Regions from separate parts of the Homo sapiens genome. Here region 1 is linked to region 2. The links are chromatin loops, found by intact Hi-C in ENCODE. Cell type or tissue: endothelial cell of umbilical vein. All regions are shown on one strand. Links, peaks and the distances in the headings refer to the core of each region. The heading gives the core; the rest is flanking DNA.

What was found. Peaks named below come from ENCODE experiments on the same cell type or tissue, not always from the same donor. Only the 100,000 strongest peaks of a DNase experiment are listed, where the experiment ranks them.
Region 1: a loop joins it to region 2, with 8 times the contacts of the local background. A loop is called at or near these places in 9 of 110 quality-filtered maps.

Annotation. Positions count from the first base shown.
Region 1 is chr20:51,636,240-51,644,567 of GRCh38, reverse strand. ATP9A (ATPase phospholipid transporting 9A (putative)) reads left to right here. Exons shown (of 28, transcript NM_006045.3): 15 at 5,064-5,225. Among named protein-coding and RNA genes, the nearest start is that of NFATC2, 98 kb to the right of the region's middle. RefSeq lists an enhancer at 5,004-5,298. In endothelial cell of umbilical vein, for the core only: CTCF peaks have their summits at 4,948 and 5,152; DNase peaks (open chromatin) are centred at 967 and 5,137; H3K27ac peaks cover 347 bases.
Region 2 is chr20:51,797,314-51,805,617 of GRCh38, reverse strand. SALL4 (spalt like transcription factor 4) reads left to right here and starts at 3,097. Exons shown (of 4, transcript NM_020436.5): 1 at 3,097-3,339. The coding sequence starts at 3,210. RefSeq lists enhancers at 2,751-3,392, 4,036-4,678, 5,194-5,243, 5,391-6,314. In endothelial cell of umbilical vein, for the core only: a CTCF peak has its summit at 5,276 (motif pointing left); a DNase peak (open chromatin) is centred at 5,267; H3K4me3 peaks cover 2,109 bases; H3K27me3 peaks cover 950 bases.

The DNA of each region.
Region 1 (8,328 bases), core at 243-8,242, 160 kb after region 2:
CCGGGCGCCATGGCCCATGCCTGTAATTCCAGCACTTTGGGAGGCCGAGGTGGGCAGATCATGAGGTCAGGAGATCGAGACCATCCTGACTAACATGGTGAAACCCATCTCTACTAAAAATACAAAAAAAAAAAAAATTAGCCGGGTGTGGTGGCGGGCACCAGCTACTTGGGAGGCTGAGGCAGGAGAATGGCATGAACCCAGGAGGTGGAGTTTGCAGTGAGCCGAGATCGCGCCACTGCACTCCAACCTGGGCAAAAGAGTGAGACTCCGTCTCAAAAAAAAAAAAAAAAAAAAAAAGCTAGAAGTAAAAGCTAGAAGTAATTCTCTCCATGTGTATCACTCTATAAACATTTCTACACTGCACCCAAGCTTTTTTACATAGACAGATGGGATAATTTTTTTTCTTGTTTTTATTTATTTATTTATTTTTGAGGCAGAGTCTTGTTCTGTTGCTCAGGCTGAAGTGCAATGGCGCCATCCCAGCTCACTGCAACCTCTGCCTCTGGGGTTCACGCGATTCTCCTGCCTTAGACTCCCGAGTAGCTGGGATTACAGGCACCCGCCATCATGCCTGGCTAGTTTTTGTATTTTTGTAGAGATGGGGTTTCGCTATGTTGACCTGACTGGTCTTGAACTCCTGACCTCAGGTGATCCTCCTGCCTCGGCCTCCCAAAGTGCTGGGATTACAGACATGAGCTACTGCACCTGGCTGGTATGATTTTATATATGCGAATCATTACTGATTTGTTAATTTTAAACTTTGGAAGACAATTGTTAGCAGACAAAACAGGGCTATATTGAAAGTTAGAGTGTCTTAGTCTGTTTGGCCTGCTATAACATGGCCTGCTATAACAAAATACCATCAACTGGGTATCTTGTAAACAACAGAAGTTATTTCTCCTAGTTCTGGAGGCTGGGAAGTCCTGTGTCAGCATACTGGCAGATTTGGTGTCTGGTGAGGGCCTGTTTCCTGGCTGATAAAAGGCCCTCTTTTCACTCTGTCTCTCGCAGCAGAAGGAGCGAGGGACCTCTCTGGGGTTTCTTTCATAAAGGCACACATCCACTCATGAGGAACCCCACCCCCAGGACTTAATCACCTCCCAGAGGCCCCATCTCCAACTGCTATCATATTGGGGATTAGGTTTCAACATATGAATTTTAGGGGACATAAACATAGTCTATAGCATAGCCATTAAATTAAACAAATAACTAAGTGAATGAGTTTTCAAAGACTTAGGCAGGCCAGTAGCCAAAAACTAAAACTAAAAAAACACAAAATAAAAACAGAAAAACCCACTACTTGATTGGTCCTTTCTTTGAAAGGTAGAGGTCAGTATGACAGTTTCTTCCATTGGTCAAAGCTCAAAGCTCGTTAGTGCTGGCTGACTCATTATGACTTGAACTTAAATAAGGGAGAGTCTTGAAAAATAATTTCTTGCTAATGTAAATTTAGTTAATAGAAGCAACAGAAACTGAACTCGATATCTGAGCATAGTAGACTAAGGATGCATAAAGATACATTTTCAGAGCTGGAGCAGAAATGAGAAATAGTCATCTACTCCAAGATCTTTATTTTGCAGAGGCCTGTGGGGGCTGGGGGCTGGGGACAGAGCGGGGACTGGAACCCCAGTTTTGAGCTCCAGCTTGATCTCTTCTTCGGGGTATAGCAGGTCAGCTAAGATGACATCCAGGGGTTCCAGAGAAAGAAAGGACTAGGGGTGGAGAGCTGCATACCTTTGCCTTGTGGCTTCTGCAGAGCTCTCTTGGTAAAAGGAATGGGAACTCAAGAGGAACGCCAGGTTTTTTTTTTTTTTTTTTTTTTTTTTTTTTTTTTTTTTGGAGACAGAGTCTCACTCAGTCACCCAGGCTAGAGTGCAGTGGCATGGTTTCAGCTTACTGTAGCCTCTGCCTCCCAGGCTGAATCAATCTTCCCATCTCAGCCTCTCCAGTAGCTGGGACTACAGGTGCTCCCCTAGAGCCTCCGCAGCAATGCAGCAATGGTGATCAAGCGACCTTGATCCTGTCTCAGTGAGACCCTCATCCCATGTCCACCCCTGATCTATAGAACTGTAAGAAAATCTATTTGTTTCATTTTAAAACAGATGCTGGCCGGTGCGGTGGCCCATGGCTGTAATCCCAGCACTTTGGGAGGGAGGTTGAAGCAGGTGGATCACTTGAGATCAGGAGTTTGAGACCAATTTGGCCAACATGGTGAAATCCCATCTCTATTAAAATTACAAAAATTAGGCAGATGTGATGGCAGGTGCCTGTAATCCCAGCTACTTGGGAGGCTGATGCAGGAGAATTGCTTGAACCCGGGAGGTGGAGGTTGCAATGAGCCGAGATCGCACCACTGCACTCCAGCCTAGGTGACAGAGTGAGACTCCATCACGAAAACAAAACAAAACAAAACAAACAAAAAAAAACAGATGCACAGTAATTTGGTACAGCAACAACAGGAAAGGAATACAGGAGGGCTTCCAACTTCAATGCCAAACAAGCTGTCACTTTATTCCCATCCAAGTCCAAAGGTACAGTGTCTACAAAAAATCAAGAAAGAAGAAAAGGAAGGCCCTCCCACTTTCCTCTCATAAAGCTTAATCTTTAGGGGGAGTAGGGGAGGCAGGTTTTAGGAGGGTGTTGACAGGGGCTGCAGGTAGGTGATAGGGAGAGGGGTACTTGGGAGGCATCACCTCCACTGGAAGTGTTTTTTATCTTTTTTTTTTTTTTTTTGAGATGGAGTTTCGCTCTTGTTGCCCAAACTGGAGTGCAATGGCGCGACCTCGGCTCACTGCAACCTCTGCCTCCTGGGTTCAAGTGATTCTCCTGCCTCAGCCTCCCTGGTAGCTGGGATTACAGGCGCCTGCCACCACGCCCAGCTTATTTTTTATTTTTTTTATTTTTATTTTTTTAGTAGAGATGGGGTTTCACTATGTTGGCCAGGCTGGTCTCGAACTCCTGACCTCAGGTGATCCACTCACCTCAGCCTCCCAAAGTGCTGAGATTACAGGTGTGAGCCACCGCGCCCGGCTCTATTATTATGTTTTTGAGACAGGGTCTTACTCTGTGTCCAGGTGGGAGTAGTGTGGCACCATTATGGCTCACTGTAGCCTCCACCTCCCAGATCGTGATCCTCCCACCTCAACCTCTTGAGTAACTGAGACGACACACATGCACCACCCCACCCTAATAATAATTTTTTTTTTGAGATACAGTCTCGCTCTGTTGTCCAGGCTGGAGTGGGGTGGTGCGATCTCTACTCACTGCAACTTCTACCTTCCAGGTTTAAGAGATTCGCCTCCCTCAGCCTCCTGAGTAGCTGGGATTACAGGCGCATGCCACCACCTCCGGCTAATTTTTGTATTTTTAGTAGAGACTGGATTTCACCATGTTGACCAGGCTAGTCTCGAACTCCTGACCTCAGGTGATCTGCCTGCCTCAGCCTCCCAAAGTTCTGGGATTACAGACATGAGCCACCACCCTAATAATTAAAAAATTTTTTTTTAGAAATGGGGTCTCCTTGTGTTACCTAGGCTTGTCTCAAACTCCTGGGCTCAAGTGATCCTCCTGCGTCAACCTCCCCAAGTGCTGGGATTAAAAGTGTGAGTCACAGCAGCTGGCCAATTGCTTACATTTAAAAGTTAGGCCGTCTCGGGGAGAAGTCTAAATTTCTGTTTTTTCTTGAGAAACTGGAAGCTCCATCCACCCTGGCCCTAGTCCCTGCAGGGCAGTAACTGCCACCTGTGTGTATAGTGGCAGCAGCCTCCTTTGGCTGGGGCTGGGCTCCTGCTTGCCACAGCCCCCACTCAGCCCTCTTTGCTATTTGTATCAACACTCTGGCCCCTGTCTTGGAGTTTGCAACCCTCATGCCTTTGACCTTAAGCTGAGTATGTCTGGCTGAGGCCATGAGAAGGTTCTGACTTGACACCCGTGCGATGACTCTTGGAAGGGAAGAGTGTGTGCTGTGGAACTTTACACCAGGCGGATCCAGGTGCCAGTCTGGCCTAGCTTTGCCACATGCCAGCGCTGTCACCTTGGGCAACTTCATTAACTGCTCTGAGCCTTGGTTTCCTCTTCTGTGTGGACCCGTGTTCTCCACCTCAGCACTATTGACATTTGGGGCCAGATCAGTCTCTGGTGTGGTATGTCCTGTGTGTTACGGGACGTTTTGTAGCATCCCTGGCCTCTGCCCACTGGATACCAGCATTACCTCCTTCCAGTTGTGACAAGTACAGATTCCCCCAGATGTTGGCGCGGGTCCCCTGGGGGACAGAATCACCCAGTTGAGAACCACTGAAGACACTCCCCCAGTGCAGTGTGTGAGGCTGAAAGGAGAGCCTGAAGGCGAAGGGCTGTGTCAGTCAGCATTCTCTTCCTTCTTTTTTTTATTGTTTAGCTTGTTGCAGATACTTCCAGGAGTGATCCGTAATTGTGCCAATTGCTCCTTTTTTCGGAGTGGGGGTGGTGTGGGGTGGGGACGGGGACAGAGTCTCGCTATGTCACCCAGGCTGGAGTGCAATGGCGTGATCTCAGCTCACTGCATCTCTGCCTCCTGGGTTCAAGCGATTCTCCTGCCTCAGCCTCCTGGGTAGCTGGGATTACAGGTGTCCGCCACCATGCCTGGGTAATTTTTGTATTTTTAGTAAAGACGGGGTTTCACCATATTGGCCAGGCTGGTCTCGAACTCCTGACCTCAGGTGATCCACCCACCTCGGCCTCCCAAAGTGCTGGGATTACAGGCCTGAGCCACTGCACCCAGTCACAATCACTCTTAATTCTGTGCCATCTCTTTCCGCCATGCCTCTGGTGTGCAGCCTGTTTTGAGCCTAGAAAAGATGAATTGTGCCTTATAGAGGGGCAGCTTTCAGTGTGGGAGCCCTCATAGACCCAGAGGAACAGACACTGTCATGGGCCAGCACAGAGCACTTGGCGTCCCTAAGGGCAGTGACTACTGTGATTCCCCTGTCTCTGAGCCCCCTTCTGCCTTTGTGTTCATAGCACAGCCTGTGAACCCAGATTCTCGGCTGGGCATCTGACCTTCGACCCTGTGTTATGTTTAGGTGGCCCTGGTACAGTGGACGGAAAGTGTGGGCTTAACCCTGGTGGGCCGAGACCAGTCTTCCATGCAGCTGAGGACCCCTGGCGACCAGATCCTGAACTTCACCATCCTACAGATCTTCCCTTTCACCTATGAAAGCAAACGTATGGGCATCATCGTGCGGGTGAGTCGTTTTTATTCATGGCTTAAAGTGCTTAAGTACCCCAGGTGTGCTGCGTGTGTCCCTGTGGGTTGACATTCTTTCTAACCCTCTTTACTGTGGTATCTGTCACCCAGACTAACAAGGGAATATAATTCCCTAAGCAGAAAGGAAATTAGTTCATTCATTGGACACACCCCGTAACTCTGATCCGCTTATGGTGTCCCTGGTTCTGGAGTGAAAGTTAAAGAGAACGTCCATTGGGGATTTCTTGGTAATACATCTCTCATTCTCTTTTGTTTAATATTGAACATGTATTTTTTTATTGAGGTGAAATTCACATAATATAATCATTTTAAAGTGAAAACTTCAGTGGCATTTAGTCCATTCACAGTGTTGCTCAGCCACCACTTCCCTCATGTTTCAAAACATTTTCATCAAAATGATGAAAAAAGAAACCTTGTGGCCGGGCACGTTAAAAAATTTTGCCAGTCTGAAGAGTCTGATTGGATTTGATATGTTGTTTTTCTACTGGCTCTTTTAAAAATTTTTAATTTTTAAATTCTTATTAAAAGAATGTATTTATAAGAGTCCTCCCACCTCAGCCTCCCGAGTAGCTAGGACTACAGGCTTGCAAAACCAGGGCTGACTCATTTTTTAATTTTTTATAGATACAGGGTTTCACTGTGCTGCCCAGGCTGGTCTCAAACTCCTGGCCTCAACCGATTCTCCTGCCTGGGACTCCCAAAGTGCTGGAATTACGGGTGTGAGCCACTGTGCCCATCCCTCTGTTTTCTCTTTTTACCCACGGAGATCACACTTTCCGTCGTGGGGAGGCTGGAAAATCTGGTGTTCATATGCCACTTGGTCTGGTTGTTCTGCAGTCTGCATGATTGTCTGATTTTTCCCAGGGAGCTTTGAAAATACCGATTCCTTGGTTCAGTCCCACACCTATGTTGGAGTGGGGTGGTTCCTCACATCATTTAGCTTCGTTGCAGAAAACTCTCCTTCAGATCTTAAGGATCTTTGGAATAAGGCTCTTTCATCTTTTCTGGACTTTTTTTTTTTTTTTTCCTTGACAAATGAGAATCCTCTCCACCCTGATCTACCCAAGTGTTTCATGCCTCATGGAGGAAAGAGATACTTGCACATGCATTTTTATAGCAGCACAATTTGCAATTGCAAAGATATGGAACCAGCCCAAATACTCATCAGTCAACAAGTGGATAAAGGAACTATGAGATATATATATATATATATATATATATATATATATATATATATATATATATATAAAATGATGAAATGCTACTTAGCCATGGAAAGGAATGAATTAATGGCATTCGCTGCAAACTGGATGGGATTGGGGACTATTATCTAAGTGAAATAACTCAGGAATGGAAAGCCAAATGTCGTATGTTCTCACTCATAAGAGGGAGCTAAGCTATGAGGAAGCAAAGGCTTAAGAATAATACAATGGACTTTGGCGAGTCAGGGGGCTGAAAGGGTGGGAGGACGGTGAGGGATAAAAGACTACAAGTTGGGTTCAGTGTATACTGCTCAGGTGATGGGTGCACGAAAATCTCATAAATCACTGTTAAAAAACTTACTCATATAACCAAACACCATGTGTTCCCCAAAAACCTTTGGAAATAAAAAAAAAAAAACAGAGTGCACAAGTAGAAGTAGAAATTGATAACATAGGTTGTTGGGCACATGGCCCTGCCCCCTGCCTGCTGGCGGAGAATTTTCAGCTAAGGCTTGGCTTGTGAACTTCTCCTTCAGCCTTACAGGTTCCTTGAATTCAGACCACCTCTTACAGCATCTCGTTCTTCTTCCGTAGCATTCATCACACTGAAATTCTTGATTTCCTGCGGGTTTGCTTGTCACCACCTGTCTTCTCCCTGTGGGTTAGAACAGGGGCCAGGATCCTTTTGGTCCTCCCGTGTCTCCTGTGCCTAGCTTTCCTGCCTGGCACACGGTAGACTCACAGTCAGTGCCGAAGTGAGCAGGATTCAACAGTGATAGCCAGTTGTCTTTTTTTTTTTTTTTTTTTTTTTAATGTTAGGGAAGTTATCAAATAAGATACTTAAAATAAACAACTCACAGCTTTTTCTCGCCCTCCTATCTTTGCACCACTCTTCTCCTTGATCATTTACCGTGTAGCTTTAGTGCCATGGGCAGCTCTGGGATAGTAGTAGAAATGGTAATAGCCACTAGCAGCAGCAGTAGTAAGAAGAATGACAGGAATGACAAGTAACATTTATTTATTTTTTGAGACACAGTTTCACTCTGTCACTCAGGCTGGAGTACAGCGGTGCCATCTCAGCTCACTGCAACCTCCACCTCCCAAGTTCAAGCAATTCTCTTGCCTCGGCCTCCCGAGTAGCTGGGATTACAGGCGTGCGCCACCATGCCCGGCTAATTTTTTGTATTATTAGTAGAGACGGGGTTTTGCCATGTTGGCGAGGCTTGTCTGGAACTCCTGACATCAAGCAATCCGCCCACCTTGGCCTCCCAAAGTGTTGGGATTACCCCGCCCAGGGGCTTATTGTGTGCCAGAGGCTGTTCTAAGTGATTTGCATGAAGTAACTCATTTAATACATAACCATGTGAGGTAGGTACCATTAGGACTGATGTTTGGCAGGGGAGAAAATTGAAGTGGAAGGAGGCTCAGAAACCGTTCAAGTTCACACAGCTGGAATTGAGGGGAGCTGGGAAACCTGTCCAAGTTCACACAGCTGGAATTAGTGGGGCTGGAACTCACTCCAGGCTGCCTGGCTTCCAGCTCCCAGCTCTCTACGCCAGGACTTGGGGGTTAGGGCTGGGGTGTGACGAGAGGGACATCGAAAAGCTCACAAAAGACCCACAGTAATGTTAGGGTGGGATATTAACTACGTATTGCTTCATAACAGATTGCCCCACATTTAGTGGCTTAAAACAGCAATATGGTAATCCCCACTTATCTGCAGGTTCAGTTACCCATGGTCAACTGCAGTCTAAAAATATGAAATGGAAAATTCCGGAAATAAGCAATTCATAAGTTTTAAGTTGTGTGCCATTGTGAGTAGTGTGACGAATTTCATGCCATCCCACTCCATCCTCCCGGACATGAATCATCTGTCTA
Region 2 (8,304 bases), core at 305-8,304:
TTCCAGCCTGGGTGACAAGAGTGGTCTGTCTCAAAAAAAAAAAAAAAAAAAAAAAGGAATTAAAAAAGGATATTAGTGAGGATAAAATGGGATTATGCATCCCAAATCTCCTTATAAACAATAAGACTGCTGAAAAATATACCAAGAAGTGTATTTTTTGAATATTCCTGCCTGGCACAAACATTGAACATGACTGGATTACATAAACATTGACAATGACTGGATTATATAAACCCAGTCACCTAACAAAGGACGTTAACATGAAAAAGTTTAATATCATCCTTTACTCTGAACATTTTCTTTTCAAGCTTGGGTCCCAACCAGGTCCTTTGGTTTAATAAATAACTTTTTTGTTGTTGTTTTTTCATGAGACAGAGTCTCACTCTGTCGCCCAGGTTGGAGTGCAGTAGCTAGATCTTGGCTCACTGCAACCACCGCCTCCTGGATTCAAGTGATTCTCCTCCGTCAGGCTCCTGAGTAGCTGGGATTACAGGCATGCGCCACCACAACCAGCTAATTTTTGTATTTTTAGTAGAGATGGAGTTTTACCGTGTTGGCCAGGCTAGTCTCGAACTCCTGACCTCTGGTGACCCGCCAGTCTTGGCCTCCCAGAGTGCTGGGATTACAGGCGTGAGACACTGTGCTCAGCCTGAAACAACTTTTGATTACGGACTTGCCTGTTGCTATGCCCTCCGTTCATCCCCTGCTTTGCTCTAGGACTTACTTTATTTTCCACCAACTGGCTCCTGGCTGCAGCTGTTAAACTGGGGGTAGATTCAAAACATGTACTGTGTCCTGCTTTTCTTGATATGACATTTGTGGAAGGTTTCCATTTGAGGGAAACTTCTTGACTTCATCTGTTGGAGTGATTTCTGAAGACCCAAGATTTTTCTAGGACACTTTAAATTTAGTTTACTGTACTCCGATTTTTCTTCTTTAGCTATCTTCTCTATATTCAGCTATAGTTGGAAGACAGGTATTAGGATGTGATAGAATTTTGGAGTCAGACTTAGAAACTGACCACCGGCTTAGAAACTGACCACCAGCTCAGCCAGTTTCTAATTAAGTCACTTCATGTCTTTGAGCCTCAGTTTCAAAATGGAGAGGACAATAGGGCCAACCTCCATGGGAAGATAAAACAAGGCGGTGTGCATTCATTTAATGCAGTCTGTGGCATGTACAAGGGGCTCAATCAATTATTATTATTACTATCACTTGGAGAGTCAAGCGGCACAATTTTGTCTCGTAGTAAGGCTAACATGTTACAACTATCATCTACTAAAATAAATATAAACAACTATATAAATGAAATTTTCCTTAACCCAATAGTATTTTTTGAGCCATAAACCCACTGCACATTCGTTTAGATTTGTAAGTTAGATCTCCTGCCACACTATCTTACACAGAAAAGGTGTTGAGAATATTAGTAGATTAGTCAGCAAGGCAGGTGCTAATTGGCCTTTTTACTCAGTATCAGAATTCTAAACTGCTTCTATGTATTATTAAACCAAATTCTTACCTTTTCAATCTGGCTGTTGGCTATAATTCTGTCTTACTTGCTTTAAATATTATACATAAAATAAGGCAAGACTTTTTCAGAGACTCAAAAATTGAAGGTTAATCTTCCTTCAACAAGTTTTTACTGATGGCCACGAATATAAAAAAGATGATCAAGCTGATTTATTTTCTGCCTTGGGTTGTCCAAATACCCAGGTGAACACATTGATGAGCCCAGCATTCCATTTTGCTTGTATTCCTGATGAGTTTACAAGCTGGGAACGTGATGAATAACTAATCAAGAGAATGCAATGCACAAATGTGGAGGGAGGGTTTATATCTGCACAGTCCCTTACAATGAAGTAAATGCCAAACAAAGACGCATGCCCAGAGCAGTTATGGAAAGACCAATCAAAGACTTAGCAGGTTGATGATTTCATCATTCATTTAACATTTATTGAGCATGTACATTGTGTAAAGCAGTTAGCCAAATTAAGTATACATGAATTTACGGTATAAATGTGTATACATGTAATATATCATATACACACACACAAGCCCCACTTTAAAAAATTCCAGGCATCATGTGTCAATGATACAATCACTTTGAACGATACACCTTTTCTGTAATAATGTGTGTATTGCACAAAAAAATTCCAATAGTGATTAGTAACAACCAGATACTGTGACAGTGCCCCATTGCCATTCCATGGGAGATGCAAGAGCATTGTCTCAGTAATAAAATATGATGTTATCAGGCATTTATGGCTCCTGGGGAAAAAAATGCAATTGCTTGCTGTTTTGATATTATCTCTGACTATGCTTGCTTATCATTTGCCATTTCTATATTTAGTAGCCAGTCATTTTGAAGTTAAAAAAAAATCAAGGTTTGCATTGTAACCACAAACCAGTCTTTGTGAACAGGAATCCTGGAGGCTATTAATCAGCTTTTAAAGGAGGTAAGTCATGGTGGTGGTGGGGTATCTGAAATTTTGGAAGTTCCGAGCTCACTTTAAGAGTTGAGATGGGTGGGAGGGCTGAAAACACCACCATTCATCATTCTTCAGTTATCTCGAGACTCAACTTAAACATTTTTAATCAAAAAGATGGGAGGGGACACGGGTCACATCTCAGGTTTGGGGGAATGTGTGTGCGTGTAGATGTGAAAACTGAGCCAAAATATTCCACTGTGAAGAGATCTCCCTTCTCGGCTGGTGGACATCAACCTTACCAAGTAATCTTTGGAGCAAGTAACTACCAAATAAAGCCGTTCCAAAACTTCTACGTAAGCTCCTACTTTTTAATGAGTACGCATTTCTCCCCATTTTCTTTTCCTCTCCAAGGACTGAGATAGCTGGAGCAAGGATGGGTCCCCCTCTGATTTCGTCCCCGCCCCAGCCAATCTGAGCCCGGATGCTAATTAGCTGCGCTCCCCTGATGAACACGCCTTTGTCACAAGTAGGCCCGGACTACAAAGCCCAGAATGCCTCACCCCTCCCTGATCAATGAGGGCTTATTTAAATGATCTCTGAGGTCTTGGACCCAGGCCAATCAGCTGTCAGGGCTCATGATAAATCGCAATGCATTATTGATAATAATAATTACTGGGACATGCGCGTTCCGGCCGAAGGGGGGTAAATTTCCCAACTCCAGGAATTTGTGGCGGAGAGGGCAAATAACTGCGGCTCTCCCGGCGCCCCGATGCTCGCACCATGTCGAGGCGCAAGCAGGCGAAACCCCAGCACATCAACTCGGAGGAGGACCAGGGCGAGCAGCAGCCGCAGCAGCAGACCCCGGAGTTTGCAGATGCGGCCCCAGCGGCGCCCGCGGCGGGGGAGCTGGGTGAGTGGGGCTGGGGCGCCCGCCCGGGGAGGGGAGCTTCCCGGACGTACGCGGGATCCTCGAGGGCGCAGGCTTCGGGGAGCGGGCGGCGTCCAGCGCAAATTCAGGAGCCGAGATTTGGGGGCTCAGTGCCCGGGAGGAGAGGTCTCCTCCTCTCCCCACCACCCCGCCTTTTGCACATTTCACACTTTTTTCCTCTTCTCCCCTCTTGTGTAAGTTTCACCCCCAGCTTTCTCCCCTAATTGTAAAATTGACCCCCACTCGCTCCTCTGTTCTCGCTCCCGAAAGGTTCCCTTCTCCTTGTCCTCTGCCCCTCACTTAATTGGTTCCACTCCCCTCACTGGTGTTACCCCCCCCCCTTGTAACTTAGGTCCCCCTCCCTCGCGTCGCTCTCAAAAGAAAGAACCCCGGGGGATCCCCACCCTCTCCACCAGCCCCTTGGGGCTTTTCTTGGAGGCTGGAGGAGGGGCGCACCCCTGGAAGACCCCCCGGAGGAGGACGATCTGTTGCACGCGCCCCTCCCGGGCCAAGTGGGGGGAGGGGGCGCGACCTCTCCCCACCCTCAGGAGCTGGGGTGCGGGCCACCCGCGCTGCGCAGGGGATTGGAGGGCCCAGAGAGGTGGGGGAGGAGGGCTCAATGTTTCCCTTTAAAATTTTTTTCTTTTCTGGATTTCGCCTTTTCTGCCCGGGCTGCGCCGCCTGCCGATCTTCGCCCTAACCTTTCGGGGCCTGACCTCCAGCCATCTTTGATTTCCGACTTCCTAAAAATAACCGCGGCAAGCCCGAGGGTGCGAGCCCCCAGTGGCCGGGGTGGCGGGCGCGCGGCAGCCCCACTGGGGTGCACCGGCCTCCCGTTTTGCGTGGCTTTTCTGGAGCGCTCGGCTTTCCACATTTGCGCTTGGGTGTGAAAGGGGAGAGGTGGGGGGCCAGAGCGAACTCCCGCGGCTGACCTGGCCCACGCTTCCGCGGCCAGCGTTTCCCAGATCGAGGGGAGTTCGGGACCCCAGCCGCGCCAGGAACGGCGGGGCCAACTCTGTTCCCACTTCATCACTTCACCGCGGAGGTTTTAGGAGCGAGGCGGTTTTCCACTATCTCGTCTCCATCCCGGCCCGCCAAATTGTCGCCTGATAAGTTTTTAGCGTGCGCGTGGGGGGAGGGGGGATTTGTAGCCTCCTCTCCGGCCTTGTTCGTCGCTCCGCTCCCCGCCTGCTTTCTAATTTCCCTGCAGCAGACGGGTGTGCGCGGCAACCCCGGAGGACTCTCAGAGACCATCTCTGATACCCGGGGTTTCCCGAGAAGACGGTCGCCACTTTTTGGCTTCCGTATCCCCGCCTTTTTGTCGGAGACTGAATGTAATACATTTCCCAAGTTTATAATACGTCAATAGAATTCCCCGTTTAACATTTTTCCAGGGCAAATTAAAAGGATCGGCTTGACGGAGGGGATGGCTGGGCGTTTTCGGGGCGCCGGGTGGTCAGCGCAGCGCGCACCCGAGGTCCCAGGCGCCTGGAGGGACTCTCTTTGTGCCTTGGTTGGGGGCGGGGTGGGGTGGGGGTTGAGGGGAGCGTGAAGGCTTCGTGGCCTGGCCCACCTGGAACAAAAGGGTTAACCCTCAGCCCGCCTGCTTCCTCCGGAGAGGAGGGGCGAGCTCCTGGTTCTGACCCCTCCCCTGGTCCTACGCTGACCTCCCCTTCCCCCTTCATTTTGGGTGGGCGCACACACGTGGGGCTTTTGGTGGTGTTTGGCACCTTTCGGGAGGGAAGCTTGTTACGAGAGGGCTTCTGAAATTAACGATGGTTGGAGTTTGGAATCAGAGTCAACCTGAGCTGAGCTAAAACCTCGGGCCTGGCCGTGCGCTGCCACTGCGATTTGGGAGGGAGGGGAGTTGGCTATTGATCACCAGGGTTGTCGCGGACAGCCCACCCGGCTTGCGCGCGGGCGCCCCCTGGAGGCCCAGCTTGAAGCCTAGCCCTTTGCTGGGAGGCGGGGTCCCTTCGCAGGTACTGGCTCACACCTGGTGGGTGGGACGGGTTGTGGGGGTGAATGGAGAGTGCTGGGCTGGGCCAAGGATGGGTACCCTAGGGGATTCGTGCCGGTCGCCTGCTTGATCGTCGTCTGTGCCCGCTGTTCTTTGCCAAGTGTGGAATTCTTGGTAATAACTCCTGGCGGCTAGAATGTGTTTGCAGAGCCTCCAATTGCCTCCTTGGGAGAGAAGGTTGTTTTCCCAAGCAGTGCGTTTTTAATGGCTGCGTTTGGGTTGTTTGCATTTGAGCTGCCTAAAATTATATGTGTTAGGTATATAATGTAGACATACATATCTAACTTAGATGTATGTATATGTCTCACATAATTTTTTAGAATGCAGATTGAGCTGGTCTTATTTTGCAAAGCCATTCGAGAATGCAGTTTTTGAGGGAGGAAAATGACGTCTGGCGATCAATTAGCAGATCAAAAAATCTGCAGGTGGTCGCAGGGCTAACACTACATACAGGAAAAATTAGCATTTTCTCAAAAGAGTTTCAAATGCCCTTTGTGCTAAACTGGATTACAAACATCAACGATTAGGATTCCCAAGTTTCGAATAACTTCCTATTTCCAATTACTCACCAAAATGACCTACGCTGGCTTAGAAGGATTTTGACGTTAGTTAACGTTTCAGGTCAACTTTCTACGTTAGACTTCATGTGGGTTTCCCATAGGGAGAGAAGCTACAATTTGCCAAACAGCTCCTTTTGTTGAATAAAAATGTGCAGTGCAGAAGCAAATGATACTTTGTCATTCGTGCTGCTGTTAGTGAGCTTCCTCCTGGGCTGTGGGTTGGGGAACCATCTTGGGAGGCAGAAGGCAGTTAGCATTTCCTTTTTTAAAATGTGAAGTGTTAGGTTGATGCCTGGGAAGTCAGGTTTTAGAATGGGATCCGCGTTCCACTGTGGCTGTGTGACTTTCAGCTGTGTAACCTTGAAGCCAGCTTGGTGGCGTTTTCTGTTTTTTTGTTTTTTCTGAGTTTTTGGGTTCCTCCTCTATATAGCAGTGATAAAATGCCCTGTTTAGATAATTTCAACTATAGAAGGGCTACTATGAATTGGGAATGTGATCAGTCTTAATTTTGTTCAAAATACCAAAATGTTTTTATTTGTGTTTATTGTGTCAAGATGGTGTTGAGCTGCCAGTTGAGGCAATCTAGCAGAAATGGCAGTGTGCTGCCTGCCAGACACCAGGCTGGGGACTCGAGTGCGCTATCTTTAATTCAAGATATTAAAGACCAAAAGTGATAGTCATGTTTTTACTCATTTTAAATTGCAGCACCTGTTTGAAATGGCTTTGCCCGTGGTGCCTTGCCCTGCTTGATGGCCCATGGTGTCTTGTCCTGCCTCGCCCCAGAGCCCAAGGAACTGTTTTTTTTGTTTTGTTTTGTTTTGTTTTGTTTTGTTTTTATTGGTTTTTTAAAAATAACCTTAGGTCAGTTGGTGATGTGATGAGATGTTCTTTTTGGCATCTTCGACAAGGGAGCCGTGATTGGTGCTTGGCTGGTTGGGTTTGGTGGCCTCTCCTCTGCCATCTTAAATGTTGGGATGTGCCTTCACACGGTTTAGATGAAGAGGTCCCAGAAATAAAACAATGTTGGAGTTTGGTCGGCTTCTCTGGGTTGTACTACCCTGGAAAAATTGATGGCGAAAAGAGTTCCAGAAGTTGTCCCTTCCTCATCACCTTTAGCCTACAGTACTTTTGACTATTTTTTAAAATGTCTAAACATTTTTAAAAGCCACTAAATCCAGATAAGAACTGCATCGCCAGTCACCACAATCCCCCCCCACCCCCGCCCCAACAAATTGTATGTCTGTGTCAGGATTTGTTCAGGGGGGCTCTGGAGACAGGCGACAAAAACCCCTGCCCTCATGGAGTTTGCAAACTTGCCTGATCTCTAGTTGGGGACGAGTGGGACACTTCCCTAACCTTGGAAGCAAACAGAAGTCACACGCCTTAGCGCCTGTGAAACTTTCTTTGAGCCATTTACTCTTTTTTTCCTCTCCAGCAGCATCCCCGAATTTTGGTTCAAGGCTGTTTGAAACTTTGCCTTTTTTAGATCTTAATTAGGTGGAAACTTAAAGTCTTATCTGCCTTCTATGAATTGAGTTGAAGGCTTTTTGACTGCTAAAATTAAGCTGCTAAAGAGGCAGTTTTCTTTCAACTGGTTAAATACTTAAGAAGGCACATAATTTCCTTTTGTTTTTTGGTAAGCAATTATCCTGGGGTTGGGGGAGGGTAGAAGATGTTGTGTGCTTTAGATAATCTACTCATTGTCGTTCTTTAAATGTAGGAATGAAAAAAAGATAAGCTTGAGTCATAATGCTTTTATCAAGATATACAGGTTTTACTTTTTAAGCATTTCAGTGTCTCCAGAATTTGATTGGCCACTAGTAGATGAACTTTCTTCCTATACAATAGTAAGAGTATTTTCTATCCATTTGGCAGTGATTGAATCTAAGACCCCTGCTGGGTTTACTGCATTCTTCCAACTTATTGGATAACTAGATGCTGCAAGATAACATTCCTAAAATTCGGGGTGGGGGTGGGGTGGAGAAATGGAAGAACTAGTTGCTGTGTAATCCCTCTGAACTTTGCTTTTTTTTTTTCCTTTTTGGTTAACTTAAGCATGCCCAGCAATTGTTCATAACAGAATCTTCTTACTCCTTGGCAAATACAGTTGCGGTATTTACCAGTGGTGGCCTGGATGTAGAAGCACTTTTTACTGCACAAGCAAACAGAGCTGCTGCTGTTTTAAGAGTCAAGTGGGATGTTGCTGGTGGAGGCTACAGAAGAGGCAAGCTTGTGTATACAGCAAAGGCAAGCTGGTATTCAGGCTGTAAATCACTCTGGGAACTGCTGGATCCTTCTAGGGGAGGGAGCTTAACCTTTTTTGTGCCATAGATCCCTTCTCAACATAGTGTATAAAATACATAGATG